Regions from separate parts of the Homo sapiens genome. Here region 2 is linked to region 1. The links are chromatin loops, found by intact Hi-C in ENCODE. Cell type or tissue: Calu3. All regions are shown on one strand.

The links. Hi-C counts contacts between places; a loop is a spot of excess contacts. Peaks named below come from ENCODE experiments on the same cell type or tissue, not always from the same donor. Only the 100,000 strongest peaks of a DNase experiment are listed, where the experiment ranks them.
Region 2: a loop joins it to region 1, with 2.3 times the contacts of the local background. A loop is called at or near these places in 2 of 110 quality-filtered maps.

The regions. Positions count from the first base shown.
Region 1 is chr7:51,041,982-51,049,981 of GRCh38, reverse strand. COBL (cordon-bleu WH2 repeat protein) reads left to right here. Exons shown (of 13, transcript NM_015198.5): 8 at 6,290-6,599. Among named protein-coding and RNA genes, the nearest start is that of GRB10, 260 kb to the right of the region's middle. In Calu3, no CTCF peak of the experiment used is centred here; DNase peaks (open chromatin) are centred at 3,731 and 4,021.
Region 2 is chr7:50,975,743-50,983,742 of GRCh38, reverse strand. No RefSeq gene overlaps it. Among named protein-coding and RNA genes, the nearest start is that of GRB10, 200 kb to the right of the region's middle. In Calu3, CTCF peaks have their summits at 4,501 and 4,713; a DNase peak (open chromatin) is centred at 872.

The DNA.
Region 1 (8,000 bases):
ATGAACAGGCAAACTTCACTTGGAGGAAACTGTGCCTAGGAAATCAATTAGAGAAAAAGAGGGGAACAAAGTTTGAGGTGCCTACTCAGAGCAGAATCTATATAATGCTGGTGGCAGAGGGTCTCTCAAAGGCGAATCCTAAACCCAGCCTCTCCAAACCGTGCCTCCTGAACATTTGCACACCCGTGTGTGCACACAGACACTAGGGATTCCAACCACTCAACAGTATTTGATGTTTCTCATGCAGCCTGGCATTTCTCTGCTTTTTCCCATCTTTTGACCCAACTGTCCTCTACCTGCCAAAATCATGCTTGTGTTCAGACGCAGTCCAATGGTCACTTTCCTGTGTCCTCTAATTAGAATGAGTGACCCCACTTCTGTATTCCTGTGGTATTGTCCATGAATCCCACCTTCGCAACTCTTAAATTGACTGAAATGTATTGTGTACATTGGTGGGTTTAAACTGGGTACACGTTCTTCTGGGAGAATCAGGACTTTCCAAGGGAATCCACTTCCAAATGTTATACCTCCACATGTATTCTTTCCTGGAATTCATGTGCCTGAGAACTCACCTGTGACCAGCATCATTCCAAGTCTTTTTCCCCAATGCCAGTTTTACAGATGCCCTCCTTCTCCTTCATAAAAGACAGACATACCCCTCACCCATCAGGAAACTCACTGGGGTGCACTTTCCTGAGATGGGCAAACCTTATTCCTGATCTCAAACAAAAGAACAAATGGAAATATTGGTATAAGATCAAGCAGATAAATTAATGAGTTGGTGGCGAATCTTTTTGAACATCAGGTGGTTTCCCAATTTTTCTTTCCAACCAAATTGACAAAGGATCTAACTGAGTTGTCAGATTATAGATCATTAAGCATAATTTTTGTGACAGATTAATGAAGTGATTTTTGACATATATTAGAGGAAAAGTTTTAGAAACCTAATGGAATGATGTAACCATAACAAAAGTCCCTTAATTTACCTTCGTATGTGACAAGCTTTGCCTAGTGCTTATATCTATAAGAGGAAAAGTAGACCTGAATTTATGCCAAACCCTGCCTCATGCTAGCAATAAGTAATCCAGTCATTTTTAAGGAATTAATTGAAAAAGCCTCACTCACTTATGAAATGCAGTTCCAAATGATATTTTACCATTTTGCTTAAGAAATGTCAAAGTTTCTAAGAACATTTATGTAATTTTGGTTGGCTGTTTTCTATTAGCACAAGGATAAACAATATAAAAAGGAATTTAATACAACTTGCTTATGGTGAGGGAAAATGAAAATTACATTTTAACTTAGATACATATTCTATACAAAGAGGCTTGATGAATAAAAAAAAAAACTCAAGCATAAAGTACATTCAGTTAGGATAAGATTCTGTTAGGTAGTGAAATGGAAATAAGTTCAAGGAAGAAGAGACATGCTCTAAAATTCTGCCTGTTAAAGGAAGAACTCATTTACTAATTTTTACGTGGAGGGGCCTGGGCATGAAAATACTATGATATCCAGATTCCTTTGTTTATATTTTTAAATGGCAAAATATTTTTGCCATTGTAAATGGCAATTTACAATTAATTTAGTTGTAAATGGCATATTAAACAGTAATACAATTTAAAAAATTACAATATTTTTAAATTGTAAAATATTAGTATTTATAACACAATTAAAATGTACATCTGTTGCAACCAACTGAACTCATGATGGAAATTTTCAGACGTCAATGAAAAATGGAAGGAGATGCATGATTGTTCAAAATTATTTGGAGGGATATGCCAAAAAATTATTTCTATTTATTTATTTATTTATTTTTGAGATGGAGTCTTGCTCTGTCGCCCAGGCTGGAGTGCAGTGGTGTGATCTCGGCTCACTGCAGCCTCCGCCTCTCAGGTTCAAGCAATTCTCTGCCTCAACTTCCCGAGTAGCTGGGATTACAGGTGTGCACCACCACACCTCGCTATTTTTTGTATTTTTAGTAGAGACAAGGTTTTGCCATGTTGGCCACGCTGGTCTCGAACTCCTGGCCTCAAGTGATCCGCCCACGTCAGCCTCCCAACGTGCTGGGATTACAGGTGTGAGCCACTGCACCTGGCCCCCACAAAATTATTGAAATGCTTTATGTCAGTTTGTATCACTAGTTCAGAAGCACTTTACCTTGTAATTTTTCCCTTTCTTCCAAGTGCCTAGAACATAGAGAACAAAGTCAACACAGGTTAAGATGAAGTGCAGCTTTGCTTGTTGGTTGTGAGTGGCCGTGGGACCCACAGGCAGCAGTGTGAGGTGGCGAGGTAGCTTTTCTTTCATTGAAACATTTTCTCTGGGCCATATAAATTTGGTGGAACTGGCTTTTGAGAAATCCTCTTTCTTAATGAACCACAAAAAAAGCAATATCATAGGACACAAGATCTTTAATTTGCGTTTAATAAAACAATAAAATGAATCCATTCCAAAATTACTTGGAAGATACTTACATTTAGTGATGGAATTATCTTTGCTGACTCTGTAAAAGAAAAACTAGTACCGAACTGAGAATAATTGTGTTCAACTTGAGGAACTAGTAGCCCTAAGTTAGCATTTTCTTCTTTATACTTGAGCTGAAGAATTTACCAAAGCTCATTCAGAGATATGTAATGGCCTCTGAACCATGGGATTATATAATTTAGGTGGAGGACAATAGAAGGGTTAATATTCCTTACTCAGGCTCTGTGGCTATTCATTTAGAAGAGAATTAAATCATGAATTTATATTAGGCTTCTGCGAAAGACAAAGTAAGTGTGCTTTTTCACATTTGCAAAAATCCTGCAGTAATAACTTTTTAGTTCAAAGAGATTGTTCATGCCTTAAGAGAATAGCAAAGTTGCCAGTGCATTAATTAACTCAAAAATAATGACTTACCCTCTCAGGGAAGACAGAATATAGCAGAAAGGACAAAGCCAATGTTGTATTCCTTTTAAAGATTCCTAATTAGTCACTGGTCAGTTGTAAAAATGAGTGTTTACATCCTATATTTTGATTTGGCATTTCAAAGACTGTTAACAGTTCCACTCTAGAAGGGATTTTAGAGCCCGTCAGAGCCAACTGCTTATTTTACAGAAAGGGGAAAGGGGATTGTTCAGAGTGCAATTTGGGCTTTCAATTCAGCCCTCCTCCTGCTGCCCCTGGGTTTCAGGCTGGGGTCCCTGGATCGCTGGCTCTAGGGAAGCCCCTCAGAGGCTGGACAGAGGGTGGGAAATGGGACACACACAGGATCTGGAGGACAGGACCTGGGCCCCCAACCTCGATGCAGCCCAAGCAGCTCCACGTTTTCCTTTTATGTTCTGAGTTTCCGTTTAGCATTGATGAAGAAAAAAAAAGTCTCCTGCACCATTATCTCATTCAGAAATTGTCAAAACATGTTACAGTTCATGGGGTTAATCATCGGAACCAGCTGAAGGAAGAAAAGAGATGTGGGGTGGGGGCAGGATGAGTGAGATGGGCATGTCTGATTCCAAACAAAAGATGCCCAGGACAGAGCAGACCTCGGAAAGGAGGGATCAGAAATTGCCTGAAAACTCACACCAACACAGGTTGGGGCTTCACAGGAATATCTGCCCTTCTCTTCAGATCTGTGCTCTCTCTGACAGCTCACCAGGAAGCTTCTCTGGAAAGTTCCCCACTCAGCCTCCATCACCCTCCTCAAAGCCTTTGCAGGTGCTCCCCCTTGGCCACACCCTGCCCCACCCTATACTCCGAGCAGGTGCCGGCATCACTGTGGGGAGGTCTGCCTGGTCTTTCCTGGACGGGTCCCACCCCTTTGGCAGAAGGCCTTTCACCCATGTTCCCTCTCCTCCCAGCATTTAGACAGTTGTCTTTTCAATTCCTGTGCCACTCTTCTCCCTAGACGCAGATAAACCTCCTGAGAGCAGGCCCCCCCACCCCCACCTGCTTCTGCACCAATGGCATGAATGGTGTCGCAGGGCTGTGGCCAGGCCACACGGGCCATGGGAAGATTATCCACATGGAGAGCAGGAGGGCTGGCCTGGGCAAAAGGGGAGCTCTGGTAATAGCACTCGCATTAGTCATTTTGTAAATGGTTTAACACGTGTGTGCACCAAATATGTGACCTCTCACTCCATGTTGATTTAAGGCTTTGCAGGTGGCTTAATTTAGACCACAGGCTCTCAACTTTTTTTTATTGCCTCAAAACTTCTGAGGAATATATATGTATCACCCGACAAGCATTCCTGATCTTATAACTGGCTAGAGAAGGGGTGGAGGTGGGTTAGAGTCCCTCTGCCCTGCGATGTGTTCTGTGCCTCCAGAGGGCATGTACCAGGTGCTCTGAGGGCCTCCTCCAAGGGGCCTGGCAGCAGACAGCTAGTGGGGACACATTTGTTAAGGTCACTTTGCGCCTCAGCGATAATCCCTGGAGAGGGAAGAGGGTAAGCCAGGCTAAACCAGCATTTGTGTGGCCCCTACTGTGTGCCACCACCTCGCTCAGTCCAGCCTGCCACACTCTGCCTATGGGAGCACACCGAGAGTTGGTGTGACCATACAGCACTGTCATTCTTTGCGTACGTGTCTGTCCCTTCAGAAGCTGTGAGTGCCAGAGAGCCCACATGCTTGGATTGGAAATATGTGTCCCCAGGCCCTGTCACAGGGCCGTTCACATTCAGGCACCCACTTAGCAACAGGGACCCTGTGGGCAGCAGCATTACCTTACTCCACCAGGGTGTGAATCCAGGTCTCTGTGACCTGAGAGTTTTACTCTTGTCATACTTTTTATATACAACATAGACAGAAAAAACGTGCTGGTTTTATTGTTCAGTGATGGCAGCAAAAGGGAAGGCAAGAGAGGAGTGATGGGAAACAGGGAGCTACAGCGACGTTTCTTCTCAATATTTGTCTTGAACAAGAGTCTAGCCCCAAAAGCTGGGGAGAGAACTAGAAGAGCGAGGTCGCAGCAGACCAGCATCACTGCATTCAGCATATCTCCTCGTACGTTTACACTGCTCTAAACTATTCCTTTTTTTCGTTCTATTCTTTACCTTGGAGCTCTTTAGTGAAATGTATATTCTTTAAACTGTTGTTCTTTCATTTGTTTTATTGTTTGGAATCTCAAATATACCATCACCTGATGGGATTTTCTTTTGGTTTCGTGGTGATAAGTTGTTAGTCTCCTGTCCAGTTAAAATGTTGGTGATGTTGAGTGCAATTGTGATGTCACTTCACTCTCAGTGCATGATTTTGTGGAGTGAGCACTCCCAGAGGAGTCTTAATTCACTTTGGGCATCCAGTGACTATTTAGGGGAAGAATGACTTTAAAACAAAATACACTGGGACTGCAACAAAACACAGTGCTTGTTTTCTGGACTGTTATAAATAGTGCTTAGATCATATGTCCTGAAGTGTCTTGAAGTTTAAAATCTATTTTTATTAAAAAACAATAACAACTCTAATATACATCTGGGCTAGACTTGTGTGTTTTTGTCCTTCAAATTTCATCTCTTTGCATAGAGGCTTCTGTGATTTTAGAGAATCTAGAAGCTCAGTAAGAGAAAAATAATGACCTCCCATTACTTACACTTAATGTATTGCTATCTACAAATAGCTAGGTAGTTGCGCAGAATAGCCATAGTGCTACCCATCATTAGTATTAAGGCTTGACAGAACTTGGCTTGGAGAGCAAGTTGCCACTCTATGCATCTCACCAAACTCCTGCAGCGAATCACATTTAGTGCATAGGAGCCAGGTAACCTCAACCACAGAAACTGGCCTCACATGTAAAAATTAAGGGAGAGCCAAAAGCTGGGGAGTAGGGCCGTGAATCTTCCAGGCCAGATTTCAAATATGAAATACACGTCAGATGTGTCCAAACTGATACTTATGTCTGCTTATTTATATTTCCAAAAACTCTAATTGTCTTAATGTTTTTCTAAAGATCTCACATTAAACAAGTTCCATTAAGCCAAAGGCCAGCCTAGAAACAATTGCATTCAACATGTCATTAGTTTGAATTTTTAAATGTGCTTGCCCATAGCCATAGAGAGGAGACCAATGTAAAAGGCTAATTAATCAAATACTGATTTTTGAGGGAAAATTTTGCCCTCAATCTTACACAAATGACTCCCTGTGAGTTAAAATGTTTCAGGAGTATTCAGCAGTATTTGAATGAGGTTCTTCCTTTACTTTGAGCACCCTGAATCCCAAATTTTAGAGCGGGGCCGACAGACTGATGTCACACTTGTTAGGCAGTATGGACGCCAGAGTGGTTTGGGCTGACCTGTCCTTGCCGTGTCTTGTCCAGTAAGCCTGCCCCTGGGGTCTGGCAGCCACTGCAGCCCGGATGGAGCCCCGCAGGTGCTGTCAGAGGCGGAGGAGACCGTGTCAGTTGGCAGCTGTTTTGCGTCGGAGGACACGACCGAGGACTCAGGAGTGATGAGTTCCCCCTCAGACATCGTCTCTCTGGACTCGCAGCAGGACAGCATGAAATACAAAGACAAGTGGGCCACAGACCAGGAAGACTGCAGTGACCAGGACCTCGCTGGAACCCCAGACCTGGGTCCCCAGAAGAGCCCCTTGTGGGAGAAGAATGGCTCTGAGAACTCACATCTGAGGTGAGTCACGGGAAGGATGGGTGGGTACGGAAGTCACAGCCACATCTGTGTCTCTAAAGAGGGTCTTTTGTCATGGGATCCAACACGTGCTATCACAACCTGCTCTGCACCAGGGGCCCCGACCCTGATTCACAGCAGCTGCTCTCAGGCATGTCTCTGTGCTGTCTATACATCTGCAGTAACTTACAAAGACTGTGTAAGAGTGGCTTGTTTGCTTTGGTACCATACCCTTAAGTATATTTTTCTACTCAATATCATGTTTGTAAGATTTATCCATGATGATATCTGTGTTGTTCATTCATTTATTTACCTGTTTTCCTGATAATGAACACTTAGATTGTTCTAGTTTTTCAGGGCTAGAAACAATGAGCAAGAAACATATGTCTCTATTTACATGTAGAGACTTTTCTAGAAGAGGAAAGTGACAGGAAAGAGACTCATCTTCAGCTTTATGGGATACCTGAAATGCTTATGCAGTTGGCGGGCCCCCCAGTGTCTGCAAGGTCCCCTTGTTGCACACCGATGCCAGTGATTAAGGTCAGTAGACATCTTGAGCTTTGCCAGCATGTAGGCGTCAGATGGCATCTCATGTAGCTTTCATTTACATTTCTCTGATTAGGAAGGATGAGCATCTTGTCATATATTCATTAGCAATTTGGGCCTTATATTGGATTAATTGCCGTTTCATAGCCTTTGCTCTTTTAAAAAACATGCCACGTTTGGCCTGGCATGGTGGCTCATGCCCGTAATCCCAACATTTTGAGAGGCTGAAACAGGAGGATTGCTTGAGCCCAGGAGTTCAAGACCAGCATGGTCAATATAGTGAGACCTTTTCTCTACAAAAAAAATTTAAAAATTAGCTGAGTGTGGTAGCATGTGCCTGTAGTCCCAGCTACTCTGGAGGCTGAGATGGGAGGATTGCTTGAGCCCAGGAGGTGAAGGTTGCAGTGAGTTGAGATTGTACCACTATACTCCATCCTGGGCAATAGAACAAGACTCAGTCTCAAAAAGAATTGAATTAAATTAAACATTGTTATGTTTACTTTTTTTGATTATTAAATTCTCCTTTGTCAGTTATTTACACATGGAACATTTCTAAGCCTGTGGCTTGAACTTAATTAATGTTTTCTTTTCTTGTACAATGATTGTCTTTACATTCTAATATTATTTAATTTTTCCTTTTTCTCTCAGATGTATATAATCTTTGCCTATTTAAGAGATCCTTCCCGTACCCTAAAAGACTAAAGATAGTCTGAATTTCTTGTAAAACTGCTCTCTCACATTTGGGCCCTCTTGTACCTGGGGTTTATTTTTGGGTGTGATATGAAGAAGGATCTATTTTTTCCCACTGATTCCTGTCCCCACTATGGTCAGACATCAAGTGTCCATGTGCACGTTGTT
Region 2 (8,000 bases), 66 kb after region 1:
TGTACACCTCCTCCCCAAAGCCACAGTCTATTGAACTCTTACCATGAACCCAACACAAAGTGCTAAGTGGCCCCTTAATCCTTTAATACTTTCACATGTGAGATCAATATTATTACTCCTGTTGTACAAAAGAGGAAACTAGAGAGGACAAATGGCTTTCACGCGGTCACCTAGATCTTCCATTACTAAGGAGAAAAGTATTAATATTAGTTAGGGTTCCCCAGAAAAACAGAGCCAATAGGACATGTATGTGTATATGTGTGTGTGTGTGTGTGTGTGTGTGTGTGTGTGTGTGTGTATATATACGGATATCAACATAAAGAGGTTTATTATAAGGAATATGTTCATGTTATTGCAGAAATAAGAAGTACAGACCCAGAAGAGCCAATGGTACCATTCCAGGTCAGGTTTGAGTCTGAAGGCAGGAGAAGACTGATGCCCCAGTGAGGACAGTCAGGCAGAGAGGGAAGGTTCTGTCCACTCGGCCGTTTATTCTTTTTTTTTTTTTTTTTGAGACAGAGTCTCGCTTTGTCACCCAGGCTGGATTGCAGTGGTGCAATCTTGGCTCACTGCAACCTCCGCCTCCCGGGTTCAAGCAATTCTCCTGCCTCAGCCTCCCAAGTAGCTGGGACTACAGGTGCTGTTTATTCGATTCAGGCCCTAAATGGACAGGATGAGCCCCATACGGTGGGGAGGGCCATCTGCTTTACTCAGTTGGCCATTTCAGATGTTAATCCAGAACTGCCCTCACAGAGATGCCCAGAAATAATGTTTCAGCAAACATCTGGGCACCTTGTGACTCAGTCAACTTGACAGCTACCCATCCACCAGCACAGTCCCTGCACGGGGTCTTTGTTATTCAGCATCTCCACACTGAGGGCAGCAGAAGCAAGGGCAGGCTCCCTATTTTCTGGTCTCTGCATTATTACCTACTGCTTGTGGATGGCAGGCTGTGACAGAGCAGGATGCCTTTGGAGGGGACAGGCATTGTGCCATGGGAATGGAAGTCCCGTCCTCACCACAGGCCACATCCTATGAGCTGGGCTTGGGGAGGCACACCCTTCCCACCACTCCTCATGCTCTGTGAGGCAGATGTACCATGTCCCCAGGGTGTTGCTCTGGCAACTCCAGAGGCTGTGACCCCTGCAGGAGTTCCTGGTTCAGGTAACAGCTTTGGGGAAGAGGAGAGGGAGCAGGAACAACACATTCAGAAATTCAGTCCATCCTCTACTCCTGGGGAGAAAATAGATTCCAGGACTGTTCAGAGATCAATTTGCTATAAAAACAGGACAAAGAAGGTGGTAGACCAGCAGGTGACCTCTCTGATCCCCTGCTACTGTTGCTGAAAACATTACACACTCCACGGGATGCAGTCATGAAGTCCCAGCATTTCATGCCCACAAAAACGCAGAGTGGCGAGCATTCTTACCTGCCTGTCTTTTACAGATGAGGAAACTGAGGCGGGGGGAAAGTAAATGGTGAAGACAGAACGTACATTTGCACCTGCCCCCCCCTAAATTGTATCCTCTCTTATTGAAGCTGAACACCGAAAAGTCCCAAGAATCACTAGAAGAGAGGTCTGGGCCGAGTTCAAATGCCTGGGATGGAACAGGGGAATGTCACTTTCAGAATTCAGCAACTTTAAGATTTAAGTTCATAGAAAATCTGCAGAGCAATGGGGCTATTGGTTGGACCTTAAAGTCATACTGTCAAACAGGCAGAGGATGGCGACACTTTACAGTGAGTGTTTGGACTCCACAGCTGTGAAGACAGGGGTGATGGTGCCCTCATGGGGACGCTCTCCTGGGTAGGGTAGCAGAGAGGGAGGCAGCGTGTGGGGAGATGCAGAGGCCAGAGCAGGGGAAAGCCGGAGCAAACACAAGCCTGAAAGCCTGGCCCCAGTATGGATCCCCACCATGAAGTCAACACCATGCTCAGGTCTCAGAGTTGGGTCAGGAATGCGGGCGTAGCTGAAGGTGCCTGAACATTGAAGTTGCACACTGAGAGGACGCAGGAGAATTAGGGAAAGCAGATCAAAGCCGACACAACCTTGTAAGCTGTTGAGGAAATCTATATGGCCTACGACTGCAAGTTTTAATAGTGAAAAATCAGTTTTCTAGGGTTTACAGAAAGTGCAAATTAAAACAACAGTGAGGGAATAGAATCACCTTCAAAGTTACTTGAGGCAAAAAATTATATTGTTGAAGGTGTTGGGAGATGAGTACTGTCTCATGTAGCTACTGGTGAAAATATAAATTATAACAATGCTTCTGTCACACAATTTGAAAATATTGTTCAGCCCTAAAAAGGGTGTATTTTTGATTTAGTGTTTATTTTCAAAATTTAGCACAAGTGAAGAGAAAAGAGCATGAAGATGTACATACAAAGAAATGTTCAATCATAGGGAATTGGTATAATAAATTATGGTTTAGTTATACAAAAGAGAACTCTGTAGCCATTGAAAATGGTGTTGTTGAAATGATTATTTAAATGGAAAGGTATTTAAAAATATTAAGTGAAAAGGAACAATTAGGAAACCTCATATATTATTTTACAATTCTATCTATCTGAGAAAAATGTTTCCCCAGTAAATTTGTTTGAACGAATTAACAATAGCTAAAAATGGCAATCACATCTGCTACAGTTTTAGGTCTTCAACAGAATAGTGATATCTGTTGACAACACACAGCCTGGCAGAATGTGTGCTTGATGCCAGGAGCTCTTTCTTGGTCATGGAAAGGTCAATGTGAGGAGAGCCCTGTGGTTGTGCTCCTACAAATTCCAGGAGGCGACATAGGATTTGATTCTGGACACAGACTCATCCACACTCCTAAGTCTTTCCCGCCCTTGACTTTTACCTTACGTTACATCTGACAATGAGTGGGTTGAACATGGGGCACTGGTGACACTAATTGTATGTGGCCAATTCACCAAATCAGAACTTCTGGCTCATGAGGGACCCATGTGAATGGGACATTTCAGCAGCACCAACCACAGCCATAGAGATTTTAGTCACCAGTCAACCCACTGAAAGCAATCCATTTCAAAAAAACCCAACTTGGCTGAATTTTCCTTAAAACCTGGCTACACTGTAATTAAACAGAATGCTGTATTTCATTATGGCAATGGGCCACCAAAACAATCCTGTAGGTAAAATCCCATAAATATTTAAACATACGTACAGTAGGAGAAATGAGTAATTCATTCTGTCAGCTGCGTAACATTTAATTCCCTTTCTAATCCCTATTTGGATCAGCCTTTGCGACTACTAATTACATAGTACTGAAGAAAATATGAACATAATCAAGGAGTAATATCACAATCCACTGCTTTTTGAATTTCTCTTTCTGTCCAAAGAACATGTTTATTACTCTGTGGGATACTGGAATAAAGTACAGAGTACCTGGATTATTATAATGTGCAAAGAGCAAGGGTGAGTATGTATGCAAGTGTCACTGTTGTGCCTGGATTCCTTTTGAAAGCTCTTTGATCTCAGCAGGGTTTTGAACCAAAAGACTTCAAAAAGCCTCATCAGCATCAGCGAACACAAACAGCAGTTGTGGAGGTGGACAGACCCTTGTTATTTATTTATTTTTTAACTGGAAGTGTGCAGAAATTTTAGTCAAATAATATTTATCATATACTGGTCAAAGTTACTGATTTCAAGACAAAGTGGAAATGGGTTTCAGATTTTTAATGTTATCTTTAAATTATAGTATTTTCTTCTGTGTCTTGTTGGAGTGCTAAGAACAAGCATGGGAGCCCTTTGATTTTCCACATGCTTTTAGGTAGCTTAAGGAATGCCGTGGGATGATAGTATTTATCATAGATAAAACTATTAAGTCTGAAAGCCCAGGCAATTGAAAACTGAAAACTTCTCTGTGTGTTTGCCAATGTCAAGGCACATATCCATTCCATTTGCTTGCAATTTAAAGACTTAGCTGTATTGCTAATATACATTTCTATTAAGAATTAAAGACACATGTACTTGTAAGTTCATCACAGCACTATTCACAATAGCAAAGACATGGAATCAGCCTAGGTGCCCATCAACAGTGGATTGGATAAAGACAATGTGGTGCATATACACCGTGGAATACCATGCAGCCATAAAAAAGAACAAAGTCCTGTCCTTTGCAGCAACATAGATACAACTGGAGCCCACTATCCTAAGCAAATTAATGCAGAAACAGATACCACATGTTCTCACGAGTGGGAGCTAAATATTGGGTACTCATAGACATTAAGATGGGAACAACAGACATTGGGGACTATTAGAGCAGGGAGGTAGAGAAGGGGGCAAGGGTTGAAAAACTACCTATCGGGTACTATGCTCACTAACTGGGTGATGGGTTCTATCACACCACAAACCTCAACATCATGCAATATGCTCTCGTAACAAACCTGTGCATGCACCCTCTGAATCTAAAATAAAAGCTGAAAAAAAAGAATATATTTGTATCCCATTTTTGTTTGATTATTCTTTCATTTAGTTTTCTATGGTTTAAAAACAGATATTGCAATGTTCTTTCGTTCTTCCTTGCCTTATATCTTTTCCTCTTTCTGCTAACAGCACTCTTTTTTCCTCTAGGAAACCACAAGCCTCCTACTTCAAATGGTCCTGGTCAGACTGCTAATACCCTGCTTTATCCTCTATCTTGCTCTATGCTTTCACCACAGAAGCCTTCAAGTGCCCCAGCTGGTCATTTAGTGAACCACATCCCTGGACAGGCTGCAGTTGAGCCCTGATTATCATGGTTACTCATGAGTTTCTCTGTTCATTGAGCTCAATAATTAGAAAAACAGTTGGCAAGCTTTTTCTGTAAAGCGCCAAATAGTAACTATTTTAGTTTTGTGGGCCATATGGTCTGTTGTGATGACTCAATGCTGCCATTGTACCAAGAAAGCCACAGACAATATGTAAACATATGGGCACAGCTGAGCTCCCATAAAACTTTATTGACAAATGCAGGCAGTGGACTGGGTTTGGCTCACAGGCCATAATTTGCCAACCCTGGTTTGAGGGTATTACTTTGAAAACTATGTTCTGAAGAGATTCCTCAAGTAAAAGAAGGAGTTGGGGGTGGTATCTCCCACTCCAACTTACTTTACCCTTGGGGAATCAGAGCAGCCTCTCTTTCCTCTGTTTATGTATTGATATCCATTTTCAATCTTCAATTTGTTTAAAATGATATTGTTTAGCTCATAAAAGTTTTGAAAGTCAATGACAAGATGATACATGACATGTGTTACTAATCATTTAACTTTGGTTCAGGGTTCTGAGAGGGAAGGAGTAACATTTAGAGAGTTTTCTGTGGTCAGGCACAGTGTGTTGGAGACTATCACACATGACATCTCATGTATTTCTGATAGAACAGCTTATAGATGAGTGAGCTAGAATATCCAGCATGTACACACATCACAGCATGACTTGTCTTCATCAACTTTGTTGCAACTTTTGTTAACATGATCTAAAGGAATCATTTGATTTTTTTTTAACTGGATATAGTAGGGAAATTGATATATTAGGATGGCAAAGCAGGACAAATATTAATGAAATATATATTTTATGGGCCTACTGTTGAAAAAGAAAGTAGAAGAAAGCCATCTTATTGGAAAAATATGGAGATAATTATTTGTACTTTTTTATTTTTATTTTTTTTGAGACAGGGTCTCACACGCTCTTGCTCAGGCTGGAGGGCAGTGGCATGATCATGGCTCACTGCAATCTCTGTCTCCCAGGCTCAAGCTATAATCCTGCCTCAGCCTCCTGAGTCCAGCTAATTTTTTTAATCTTTTTGCAGAGACGGAGTTTCTCCATGTTGCTCAGGCTGGTCTTGAACTCCTAGACTTAAGCAATCCACCTGCCTCCACCTCTCAAAGTACTGGGGTTACAGGTGTGAGCCACTGTGCCCAGCCTGTTTGTACTTTTAAAAAAGGCTTTCATAGGAAGAAATCGGAATTCTTCTGCACTGCTAGAGTGAATGTAAAATGGCACAGCCACTATGGAAAACAGCCACTATGGAAAACAGCATGATAGTTCCTTAAAAAATTAAAAATAGAATTACCATATGATCCAGCCATTTCACTTCTGGGTATATCTCCAAAGGAACTGAAAACAGAATCTTGAACAGATATTTGTACACCCATGTTCATAGCAACATTATTCACAATAGCCAAAAAGTGGAAGCAATTCAAGTGTCCATCTGTGAATGAGTGGATAAACAAAATGTGGTATAAACATATCATGTAATATTGTTCAACCTTAGAAAGGAAAGAAATTCTGCCACATTCTACAACATGGATAAACCTTGAAGACATTGTGTTAAATGAAAGAAGCCAGTCACAAATACTGAATGATTCCCCACATGGGAAGTATTCTATAGTAATTAAATACATTGTGAAAGGAAAATAAATCTTGGGGCCCCAAAATCACTGAGAAAAATGAAAACGTCAAGCTGGGAACTGCTTAGGGCAAACCTGCTTCCCATTCTATTCAAAGTCACCCCTCTGTTCACTGAACAAATGCATATCTAATTGCCTCCTTTGGACAGGCTAATCAGAAACTCAGAAGAATGCTGCTATTTGTTTCTTATCTACTTATGACCTGGAAGCCCCCTCCCCGCTTTGAGTTGTCCCACTTTTCCGGACGGAACCAATGCTTATCTTACATATGCTGACTGATGTCTCATGTCTCCCTAAAATGTACAAAACCAAACTGTGCTCTGATCACCTTGGGCACATGTTGTCAGGACCTCCTGAGGTTGTGTCATGGGTGCGTGTCCTCAATCTTGGGAAAATAAACTTTCTAAATTAACTGAGACCTGTCTCAGATTTTCAGGGTTCACAAAATAAAGACAGAAAGTGTAATGGTGGTTTCCAGAGGCTCGGGGATGGGAGACTAAGGAGTTGCTTTTGTTTTTTTTTTTGTTGTTGTGTTGTTGTTGTTTTGAGAGGGAGTCTCACTCTGTTGCCCAGGCTGGAGTGCAGTGGCGCCATCTCAGCTCACTGCAACCTCCATTTCCCAGGTTCAAGCTATTCTCCTGCCTCAGCCTACTGAGTAGCTGGGACTACAGGCGCACACCATGCCTGGCTAATTTTTGTATTTTTAGTAGAGATGGGTTTCATTATGTTGGCCAGGCTGGTCTTGAATTCCTGACCTCAAGCGATCCACCCACCTCGGCCCCTCAAAGTGCTGGGATTACAGGTGTGAGCCACCAAGCCTGGCCAGGAGTTGTTTTTAATGGAAATGGAGTTTCCACATGAGAAGATAAAAAAAGTTCTGGAGATGGATGGTGGTAATAATCGTACAACAAGATGAATGTATTTAATTCCACTGCACCATACACTTATAGTTAAAACAGTAAATTGTACGTTATGTTTATTTTACCATAATTTTTAAAAATAAAAAAAGTCTTTCATGATGTATTTAATGAACTGGCAATCTGTGTCCGGCTGGATTTCAGAATTGCTGTGGGCCAGTGACAGTGTGTGTTTTCCTCCCCCATAACCCGCAGTGGAACAGGACTCTTAATTGCAGTCCATTAGTCTCCTAGGCTGCTGTAACAAATTACCACACACATGGTGGCTTAAAACAATGGAAATTCATTTTCTCACAGTTTGGGAGACCAGAAGTATAAAATCAATGTGTTGGGAGGGATGGACTCTCTCTGAAGGTGCTAGAAGAGAACCCTTCTTTGTCTCTTCTGTCTTCTTGTGGCACCATATGTTCCTTGGCTTAGAGATGGATGACGTTAATCTCTACCTCCCTCATTATATGGCCTTCTTCTCTGGGTCTCTGGATCCCAAATCTTCCTCTTTCTTCCTCTTATAAGGATACTTATAATTGGATTTAGGAACATCCCTAAATCCAGGATGATCTCATCTCAAGATCTTTAACTTACATCTGCAAAGACTTTTTTTTCCAAGTAAGATTGTATTCACAGATTCCCGGGTTAGGACTTGGACATATCTTTTTTGGCAGAGTGTGTTGGAGGGCG